Regions from separate parts of the Homo sapiens genome. Here region 2 is linked to region 1. The links are chromatin loops, found by intact Hi-C in ENCODE. Cell type or tissue: heart left ventricle. All regions are shown on one strand. Region 1 overlaps LAMC1 (laminin subunit gamma 1). Region 2 overlaps LAMC1 (laminin subunit gamma 1).

Region 1 (5,000 bases):
TGCCTAGGCTGGAGTGCAATGTCGCGATCTCGGCTCACTGCAACCTCCGCCTCCTGAGTTCCAGCAATTCTCCCACCTCATCCTCCTGAGTAGCTGGGATTACAGGCGCGTACCACCACGCCTGGCTAATTTTTTGAATTTTTAGGAGAGACAGGGTTTCACCATGTTGGCCAGGCTAGTCTCGAACTCCTGACCTCAAGTGATCTGCCTGCCTCGGCCTCCCAAAGTACTGGGATTACAGGCCTTAGCTACTGAGCCCGGCCCATTCTCAATTCCAACCACTGCCATCTTGTCCCTGGCACTGCTTTTGGTGCAGCTGTGACCTCTGTGGCTTGAAGCTGATGGATACTTCTTAGTCATTATCTTACTTGACTCTCCTAGCAGATTTGAACCCCATTGATTCCTCCCTCCTCAAAACCATCTTTCCTTGGCTTCTGTGGCATTTTTATTCTTTTACTTGCCTTCCTCCCTCTGGCTGCCCCCTCATAGCCTCCTCTGTCATCTTCCTCTGTGTGTGCTGTGAATGTTTGTGCACCTCAGGGTGGTCTCAGAAGTCAGCTGTCACGGAACACACTTGCTCCATATGCTTCAACTGTACTCAAGTCTCCAGTGTCCATCTGCATACTAGTGAGTCCCAAGTCTCTGTCTCTAACTCAGACATCTCTCTTGGCCCGTCAAACTGCTCACATCCAGCTCCCTACAGACATTTCCTCATCTACTGACCTGCAGGCATCCCAGAACTAGTGTATCGGAAACTGAATTCATCTTCCCATCCTGCCCCTGCGCCTGCCTCCAGTCCTGCCCACGCTTCTCTGTTCTCTATTTCAGTGAGTAGTACTACCCTCCACTTGGTTCATTTGAAACTAGAAAACTGAATGTTATTCTTAATCCTTCCACCTCATGGAATGGGAAAAAGCAGCTTTGACAATGAAACAGGGTACTAACAGCGACAAGTTGAGGAGCCTTTCAAAAGCAGCTCCCTATCGCCTTTGTAGTACATCAGTTACTAAGTTACTATTGAAAACGGCTTCCTACACCTCACTGAGGTCCATTCATTTCTCTCCATTCCTCTGTTCCCATTCTTAGTTCAACCTCTGTCATCTCTCCTGGATTACTGCCACATCTTGACCTCCCCATCTTCGTTCCTGTCCCTTCCAACCTAATCTCCACACTGATCTTTCTAAAAAATCAAACCTGATCATGTATTTTCTGGTTTAATGCCTTCAGTGGCTGGCCATTGCCTTTAAGCTGAAGTTGCTCCTTAAACATGACCGTAGCCTGGTGTGCTCTGCTTCTTGTTTGCCTCATCTCCAGCCACTTCTGTAGTTCTAGCTACCCTAGACAACTCTAATTCCTATGGTGATCACTCCTCTGTGTTCTCTGGGCTTTCATACATGCCATTTCATGTGCCTGGATGATGGGTCCCTGTTTGCTTAGCTCATTCTAAGCATTCCTCATGTCTTGGATTTAGATGCCACTTCCTCTAGGAAGCATTTCTTGAACTCATAAATCTGGGTTAGATGATCTTCTCCATGCTTTCCAAACATGATGTACTTCCCCTGTCATGGAGTCATCTCATGATGAGTTGTAAATTGCAGTTGTCTGTATGCGCCGTTGGGTTGACTGCAACTCTGAGGGTGGTGCACGTGACTCTCTTGTCATGGAGGTGTGTGAGCCTCCATACAGACTGCCACAGAGCTCCCTCATTTCCAGCTGTGGCTGTAGATTGGCATAAGAAAGGTAGCCCTGCAAATGAAGCTCAGTGCCAGCAAGGCCAGGCCAGCACCTGCAAGTAGACTGCATCAGAGTTTAATGCTAGCATAATTGCTTTCTGGACATTTTGCTACTTGTGGCTCTGTGTCTGTGGCTGCAGCAAGAGACATATGCCTGGTTCTTTCAGAGGGTGGCTTTGTAGTACAGATGTTGATTGGAACACAGGATGCCTTGATTGATTTTACCTTCTCTCCTTTGGCCCAGTCTGCTGCCGTTGGGTTGCTAAAGAACAATGAGATATCAGAAGGATAGAGAGAAAATAGAGAAAGAAGGATAATCTATAATCTACAGACTAGTGAGCAAGCCTTTGAACAGTCGAGGCCACCTACTCATGAGTAAAATTACATTGTTTAACCATTCTGTAATGTCTTAGATAGTGAGTCTCTGGAATGCCACAGATACTGTACTATAACCTCGCCCTCATTCAAAGGTGATGTCTTGACATTTTTGACGCAACAAAGAGATACAGGTAAAACTTGCATTCTTTTAACAGAAAGTGTGTAAACTGTATTTGTGTGACTTGTGTCTAGGCAAAATGCACTGCATCCTAGATAGAATATTCATGTTTGTATAGTATCCTTTAGTAACTGTACCAGGAACAGTCAGGTCCTTTTATGTGAACGTATTCAGAATCCCAGTTCAGGGATTTTCTTTATAAACCCTATTGTGGTAATGCCTTATATTTGTATAGAATTTTACAATTAGTCAAGTATGTGTAGATCTTAGTTTGACCTTCCAACAACTCTTGAAGTCGGTGGGGCAGGGATTGTCTTCATTTTTACAAAGAGAAAATGGCAGAGCAGAAATCATATGGTTAGTAAAGGAGGGAGTCAGGACCTGAACTCAGGTCTCAAAATGCCCCATCCTGTGTTCTTTCTGTTATGCCACATGGCTTTATGTTGAAGCTAATGTGTGTGCAAGTATGTTTCATGTATGTGGGGGACAGTTAATCCAACCTCCTCTAAGATCTGGGCCAGTTGAGAAATAGTCGGATATTGCTCATCCTGTCAGTTTTATTATAGAGAACGCTCAGTTGAAGAATGTGGCCTGGACACATAGCTCGCATGGGCTTTCTGCTCTTTTCCTCCCTGAATTGACCTCACCCACTTACTCCCAGATCCAGCAGCAGGACAGCGGCAGGCCCCACCCCACACAGAGGCAGAGCCCCACTGTGTTGCACTGAGTGCAGGAGAGGAGAGAGGGGGACTCCAGCCGGCAGCCAGAGAGAGACAAAGCGGGGTCCAGGCCACACATGAGGAATCGCTCCTTGTCTCTCAGGGACTAGTGGGTACGAGGAAGTGAAAGTGGCAGAAGTCTCTCCTCAACACTTCTGAGAGCACAGAAGTTGCTGTTCTGTGGGTTTTGTAGGAGAGGGTTGGGATGGTTCTTGAATTAATTGGCTTAGGGAGAAAAAACTGTAAGCTCCTTGAATACAGGGATCTCTGTGTCTTCACACATTCTGTCCCCTGATGTATATAGCATAGAGCTGAGCATAGATTTGTGCCCAACAAATTCTTGTTGACCAAACTGGGATCTTCACTATAACATAGAAGTAGCAAAGTATAGATATTGTTAGAGTTAGCAAGACCCAATGTGTGAATGAATGGTGATTTTATATTTTACCCATGTGAAGACACACTGGCTGGCAACCAAGCCATCCTGACCATAAGACCACACTCTGGCTTTTGCAGGGAACTGTCTGCCCCAGTGACTGCTGTCTTTTCCTCTCTGCTCAGAGCTCATTTCTCATATATTCTCTTTTGAACATATTGAAACAACCTTTTTAAACCTCCTTTCTCCCTTTGTCTTTTTTCCCCCATTTCATTGTTCATCCACTGAAGGAATTTTTTTTCCTCTTTCTTATTCTACTCCCTGCTACATCTCTCAAACACTGTCCTCCCTTCTTCAAATGTCTGTATCTTAACTTGGTAGATAAGTAGAAGAATAGAGCTGATGATATTCTTTCTGCGTCAAGAGTAACGTTACAGTTAATAGAGAATGAGGTTTTTTTAAAGTCTTAAAGGGCCTGGAGACCCATTTAGAAAGTTAGCATATATTTGCTTTTGTATCTTTTAATTAAGCTTTTGCTGAAGTACCAGCATTAAGAATAAACGTACTTTTTATTCAACTTTAGTTTTAATTAATAGTATAAGTACAGTACTAACATACGCCGCCAGTTTTCATTGCACACAACATTTCCACAATGCACATCACGACAGGCCTTTATGAGCCAACTTATGGACCCAACTGCAGTTTGTCATTTTGGGGGAAAATACGTAGTTTTCTGTTTTAGAATAGCCTGTCTTCTTGGTTTGATGTGTACAAGGAGATTTATATCCTTTGTCAAGTTCCAAACTAAGCTGGGAATAGAGGGCATTTGTTTGCTTCATACGTATGATTTATGACCTTTGATGTGTTTGTCCCACAGGAAAAGCTTTTGACATCACCTATGTGCGTCTCAAGTTCCACACCAGCCGCCCGGAGAGCTTTGCCATTTACAAGCGCACACGGGAAGACGGGCCCTGGATTCCTTACCAGTACTACAGTGGTTCCTGTGAGAACACCTACTCCAAGGCAAACCGCGGCTTCATCAGGACAGGAGGGGACGAGCAGCAGGCCTTGTGTACTGATGAATTCAGTGACATTTCTCCCCTCACTGGGGGCAACGTGGCCTTTTCTACCCTGGAAGGAAGGCCCAGCGCCTATAACTTTGACAATAGCCCTGTGCTGCAGGTAAATTCTCACAGGTTGGCCTGAAGCCAGCTAGTTCTACAACATGCGAGGTGTGGGAAGATTATTGTAGTGGGGCTTGTGGTCCCACTTCTGAGGTACGGGGTCAGAGTAGAATACTTGAGCAACACAGACAGAGAGCTTGATTCTGCTCTCTGTGTACTATTAATAAGTGAAGGAAAGTAGTTTTGTTCCTGCTGCCTGGTTGATGTTTGTTCTTATGCACTTGCAGATCTATTCTGGGATGTAAACTTTACACATTTTTTAAAAAGTCAAACAATTTTAACGTTAGTCTCTGTACCTGAGGTGGAAACATTTTCCTTCTGACCTTTTGAAGAGAACATTTGACCTAATTACCCAGATTTCTTGGATCTTTTCTTGCCTATTTTTTGATTTGACAAAATAAAATGTATTTTTTAAAATTAGCAAAGGGGAACCGTTGAAGCAAGATATTTAAGAATGCCATCTTCTTTCATTTTTACACAAGAAAATTTTGA
Region 2 (5,000 bases), 59 kb before region 1:
ATAGCTTACAAACAAGTTGGTTTGTTTATTTGGAACTTGTTCCATTTTTTAAAAATCAGGGTATTAAATCTTCGTAAAATAGAAGTGGAGGGAAAAAAAAGGATATAATGTGGCATCATTAGTGTTAAAAAGAGGAGAGAGGCTCTGCCTGTGGCTTGACTGGGTTTCAGGAGAAAGGCTGGAGCAGCTCATCTTGACTGAAGGTAACCCTGAGGCTGTAACCCGGGGTGAGCACATAGGTGGGACTTGACAGAGGCTGCTAGAGCTGACAGAATTGGATTAAAAGATGATTTTATGCAGAGCTTTTGATGATTGAGCACTGGAGGAATATGAGATAAAGAAGAATGTAGGTTGCACTTAAAGAGCATGCAGTCCAGTGGGAGAGTAAGAATGTGTGTATCAACAAATTTTCTCTGAGACAAAACATGAAGTGCCGTGAGAGAAGGATAGAAATTCCATGTGATTGCAAAGGAGATATGACTATAGAAGATCAAAATAAATGCTTCCCAGAATGTTGATCTGGTGACCGTGAAGATTCCTTATGACCTTGGGATTCCTTGTTTATGTGATAAATGACTTACCAGAAATAGTCAAATAAATCCTGATTTTAGATTTAAAAATGAAAATTAAATCTGGAAGTCAAAGAAGGGGGAGCTCTGGTTTCATAGCAATTTATATTAAGCAAGTGGGGTGATGCAAATGCTACAGAAAAGAGTACTGTGTCAGGCTTAATTAATGGAAGTGATAGTATTCAAAGGAGTACAAGTTCTGTGCATCTTATTCCCCTGCCTTTAATTTCAGTCATGGTAAACTGTTCATAGTAAACATGCTCCCACCGTGTGGGTACTACTACATTTTTTTCTTGACTCTTTACTTTTCTGTTTTTTCCTTTGGCTACTTCCTAATCATCTTTAAAACTCCTGACAAATTTCAACTCCTCCAAGAAGATTTTGCTAATTTCTAATTCCTCTGTTCCCTCCAGAGCACTTGCCTTTATGTCATTTGATGTTTATACGTCCACTCACTTCTAAAATCCAGTAAGCATATTGCATACCTAGGATGTGAGGGGTGCTATATTGTATTGTTTTCTCTCTTTCCCCCATTAGCTGAGTTCATCAAAGACAAGACGAATCCATAGATTTCTTAATTCATTCATTTACAAAGATTTATTAAGCACCTGTTACACAAAAGGTACTGCATAGTACCGGAGACAGGGCAGAGAAGACCTAGAGCTTAAGTTCTGGGTAAAAAAGCATGCAGTACAAAGGACCTGACCTAGGGAGGATTTCATTGGCTTCCCCTCCACCACCCCACTGACTTTTATGCCCCTAGTGTACGGCATAATACCTTTTATATGGTAGTAGGGGTTCAAAAAAGTTTGCTGAATGAGTGAATTTCTATTTCTTTGAGGCTATGGACACAGAATGCAGATGAGTGCAAGAAACAGCAATTTTGTTTAGGTTTTCCCATGATGGAATTTGCCTTGTAGATAGGGTTTTTAAAATTGATCAGGCAGAATAGGATGGCTAGTACATGGTATAGTTTCCTCACCAGCATTGTTAGATGAAGAGTAAGTCACTGTATCAAAGAGCCCCAGTATAAAGTAATAAAGTAAATAAAAACCCAGTTTTAAATCATTGAAGTTTGTTTCTCCTTCAGGTGGTAATTCTGAGGTCAGTGGTTCAGGACAGCAGGGTAGTTCTCCACGCTGACATTCAGGGACTCATGAGTGTTTCCTGGAAATAATCTGGGATCCTTTAGGGTATCATTCTTATGTGCCTGGTTGAGGCTGGGTGATAGGCCCCTGTGCTTTCCAATTGGGAAGATATTGAGGAGTGTGTGCCTAAATCTTAACACTTGAAAATCTTACCTCCCCAAAGTGCCATAACACCTGAAAGTGTATTATCTGCCACCAGAGAGAGCTTAGTCACTTGGCCACCTCATAAACACAGTAGAGGCTGGAAAATGGGGTCTAGCTGGGTGGTCTTGTGCCTGGCCACAGATCTATTACAGTGATGGATGGGTTGGTGGGGAGAGAACAGATTTTTGGCAGACAGCTCTGCCATGCCAACTCCTGTGCTGAAGAGTCTGGTTTCTCCCAAGTTCTGGTCTTTCTGGAGAGTCTTCAGAGGTTCCCATTCTGTGGCTGGCAGTTGTAGGGAGTGGATATAGAAAAATAGGGACCACGCTCACTGTGGATCCTCACAACTTTAGCTTTTCAGTAAAAGAGCCTCTGAAGAAAGGGTGTGTACTCATTCTGCTCTTAGTGCACAGCCTTCACTCCCTGACTTTACAGAATTGGTTTATTCTTTGACCTTTTCCATTTTCACACCCCCAGCCCTCTCCTGGCACTGAGATCCCACTGTACCTTCTTGGTGTTGTGTACTTACACTGATGGGCTCTATGTCTATCTGCCTCGGAGGAGCACATCCCACATGGGCATTGTCTGAATTCACTTGACGATGCTGATGGTGTTTACCTTCAGCTGTGACAGACCAATCAGAGCTGTTTTAAAATCCAGATGTCTTTTAGGAATGAGAGTTCCAGAAGTGATAAATCAGTGCTTTTTGTGGCTTGAACATATACAGTTTTGTTGTGGAATCTTCTTAAATGTATATTTATCTTTTTCTTCATTGCGAGTTCATTGAAGGCAGCTGTGAATCATGTTTTAACCATTAATTAGGTGTCCAACTTAGAGTGGGGTGCTTATGATCTAGTAGATTTAGGAAGATGGGTGTATGTTACATAACACCCTCAGCAGGACCCCCATCTCCAAGCAATTGAATATATCTGCAGTAAAATGTATTCGTACGAAACAGACTGATGAAAGGCTATCATAGCCTCACACTAGGTCATGTATTGTTGTCACACATTATGAAAATCTCCTGCTGTTTAGGGCTTTTTGAATTGAGAATCACAGATGAAGGATTATGGACTTATATCACATTTGATTACGTAAGTTATATCACTTTTACAGATAGTGATAAAACTACTGAAGACTATATAAAAATGTGAACAATAGGCATCTGGTAAATTGGTTATCTAAATAAGCAGATAAAGTTTAATAGGAAATTTCATTTCATTGAAAGGGTGAATTTTGACATGTTCTAACAATTTGAGTGAATGGATTATGAAATTATGGTAACAATATTTAGAACTACAGATAGGGCATTACATAAATGTTTAAAAGAAGAAAAGAAATAGGGTTGAATTCTGATAAAAAGTGACCTATTAGAAAAGTATTTCTATTCCTCTAGGGACATCCGTTCAATTTTTGTTGTTGCTTCATTGATTTTTGTAAAAAGGTGTTGCCTTTTAAAAATCATTTTAGAAAGGCAATGTCATTTTTAATGACATTACTACCATGCATAGTTTTGTGAGAAACCTGGCTATGTTAAAGCCATTTCATTTGAGATACATTTTGAATTGAAAGTTATTCTGTTGTTCTTGTTTTCAGAAGCAGATAATTTTGGCGATGTCTGTGTCCTTCTTGTCTGCTCTTTATCTGTTTACCTACCTGCTTATCACAACTAACTTTCTGTCCAGTTTTTTTTAATCCTTAGTAAATCAGTGTCTAGGAATCTTTAGTCACTCAGTTTTGAGGATGACTGTGTAAATGGTTATAAATGATTGCTTTTGCCTGTTGTGTTCTGTCAGCTTGGTTTTTGCTTTCTAAAAGATTACAGTCTCCTTGAATTGACATCTTTCTTTTTTATTTTTTTAAAGTCAAACTCATTCTCTTTATTTGTGCAGAGTCCTTTGCCCAAAATACATCATGTTGTCCTCTGGGCTTTACTGTCCTAGTTTCTTTTGGAAGAAAAATGCCTTCTCTATAAATTCTTCCCCACATCTTAGAAGTGTGACACAGCAGTGCTTACTGTATCACTCATTGGTCACTTGAGCATACCATCTTCTTTGGGAATCTTTTTTATGTTTATTTATTTTCATATGCACCCAGCGTGGGAACCGTGTTTTAAACCATTAGGTCAGTAACTTAGAGCTGGGTACTTGACTCGTAAAACGATAGGCATTTAAATATTCTTTGGCTCTTTTGATGAATCAGAAGATTCAATTCTAAACTGACAGAGAAACCTAGGACTAAATTAAAAAAATATATCCAGGCCATGGCTTTGGAAGGGTGTTTGGAAGAGCTGTGTTCACTAATCATTGGAGAAAGGCCACGGAGCTATTTCCTCAAGATTTAAGACATCCCCCTTTTGTGGACAGTAGTAATAGAAGACCTGTCTGTTCTGTTGAACTTTCCTTTAAGAACTGGAAAATAACTGAAACCAACCACAAAATTGTTTCTTTTTAAGAAGCGTTGTCTTCCTTTCCAGGATCCACAATGCCAAGTTAAATACCTTTCTTTTTTTAGGGTAGCAGATTTTCTCACACTGAGACTTTTAAACGTTTCTGTTATATTAATTGTAAAGTGTCATGAAGTTGGTGTCTCAATGCTTAAAAAAAAAAAAAGATCCACTAAAGCCTTCTTCTTGTCATTTGAAGGTTATTAAAATGTAATACTTCCCTTGTACATTCTTAATACTGATTTCCAGTGAACCCAGGGATTATTTCTCAGAGAGGAAATTCTGTTGTCACCTAGGCTAATAATTACCAAGTGCTCACCAGTAACAACTAGAATCTTCTCAGTAGGTTTTTTTTTTTTGGCTTTTTTTGTTTTAAATGTATATGGCCAGTTGATTAGTATGAATTATTGTTTTGTACTTGCAAGTCAATACAAGGTAAAATAGATAATTGTTTATGCAGCCAAGTATTCTGTTTTAGTGCACATAAATATGGAGTAGAAATAAAAGTTTCCATATGAAGTAGATTAGTAACTCTAGGGACATTTCTTCCAATTTTCCTCACCCCAGGTATCTACTACCATGGATTTTATGTTTTAGTCTTTTGCTTTTAAAAGAAAATAGTTTTGTAATTCCTAAACAATGTATTGTTTGTTTTTGAGCTTTGTAAAAATGGTATTCTATATGTGGTAATTG

What was found. Hi-C counts contacts between places; a loop is a spot of excess contacts. Peaks named below come from ENCODE experiments on the same cell type or tissue, not always from the same donor. Only the 100,000 strongest peaks of a DNase experiment are listed, where the experiment ranks them.
Region 2: a loop joins it to region 1, with 2.3 times the contacts of the local background. A loop is called at or near these places in 10 of 110 quality-filtered maps.

What each region holds. Positions count from the first base shown.
Region 1 is chr1:183,099,127-183,104,126 of GRCh38, forward strand. It overlaps LAMC1 (laminin subunit gamma 1), which reads left to right. Exons shown (of 28, transcript NM_002293.4): 2 at 4,202-4,506. Among named protein-coding and RNA genes, the nearest start is that of LAMC1-AS1, 40 kb to the right of the region's middle. In heart left ventricle, no CTCF peak of the experiment used is centred here; a DNase peak (open chromatin) is centred at 2,958; H3K4me3 peaks cover 275 bases; H3K27ac peaks cover 709 bases.
Region 2 is chr1:183,040,469-183,045,468 of GRCh38, forward strand. The region is part of intron 1 of LAMC1 (laminin subunit gamma 1); the gene reads left to right. Among named protein-coding and RNA genes, the nearest start is that of LAMC1, 20 kb to the left of the region's middle. RefSeq lists a silencer at 4,752-4,952. In heart left ventricle, no CTCF peak of the experiment used is centred here; no DNase peak of the experiment used is centred here; H3K4me3 peaks cover 763 bases; H3K27ac peaks cover 1,760 bases.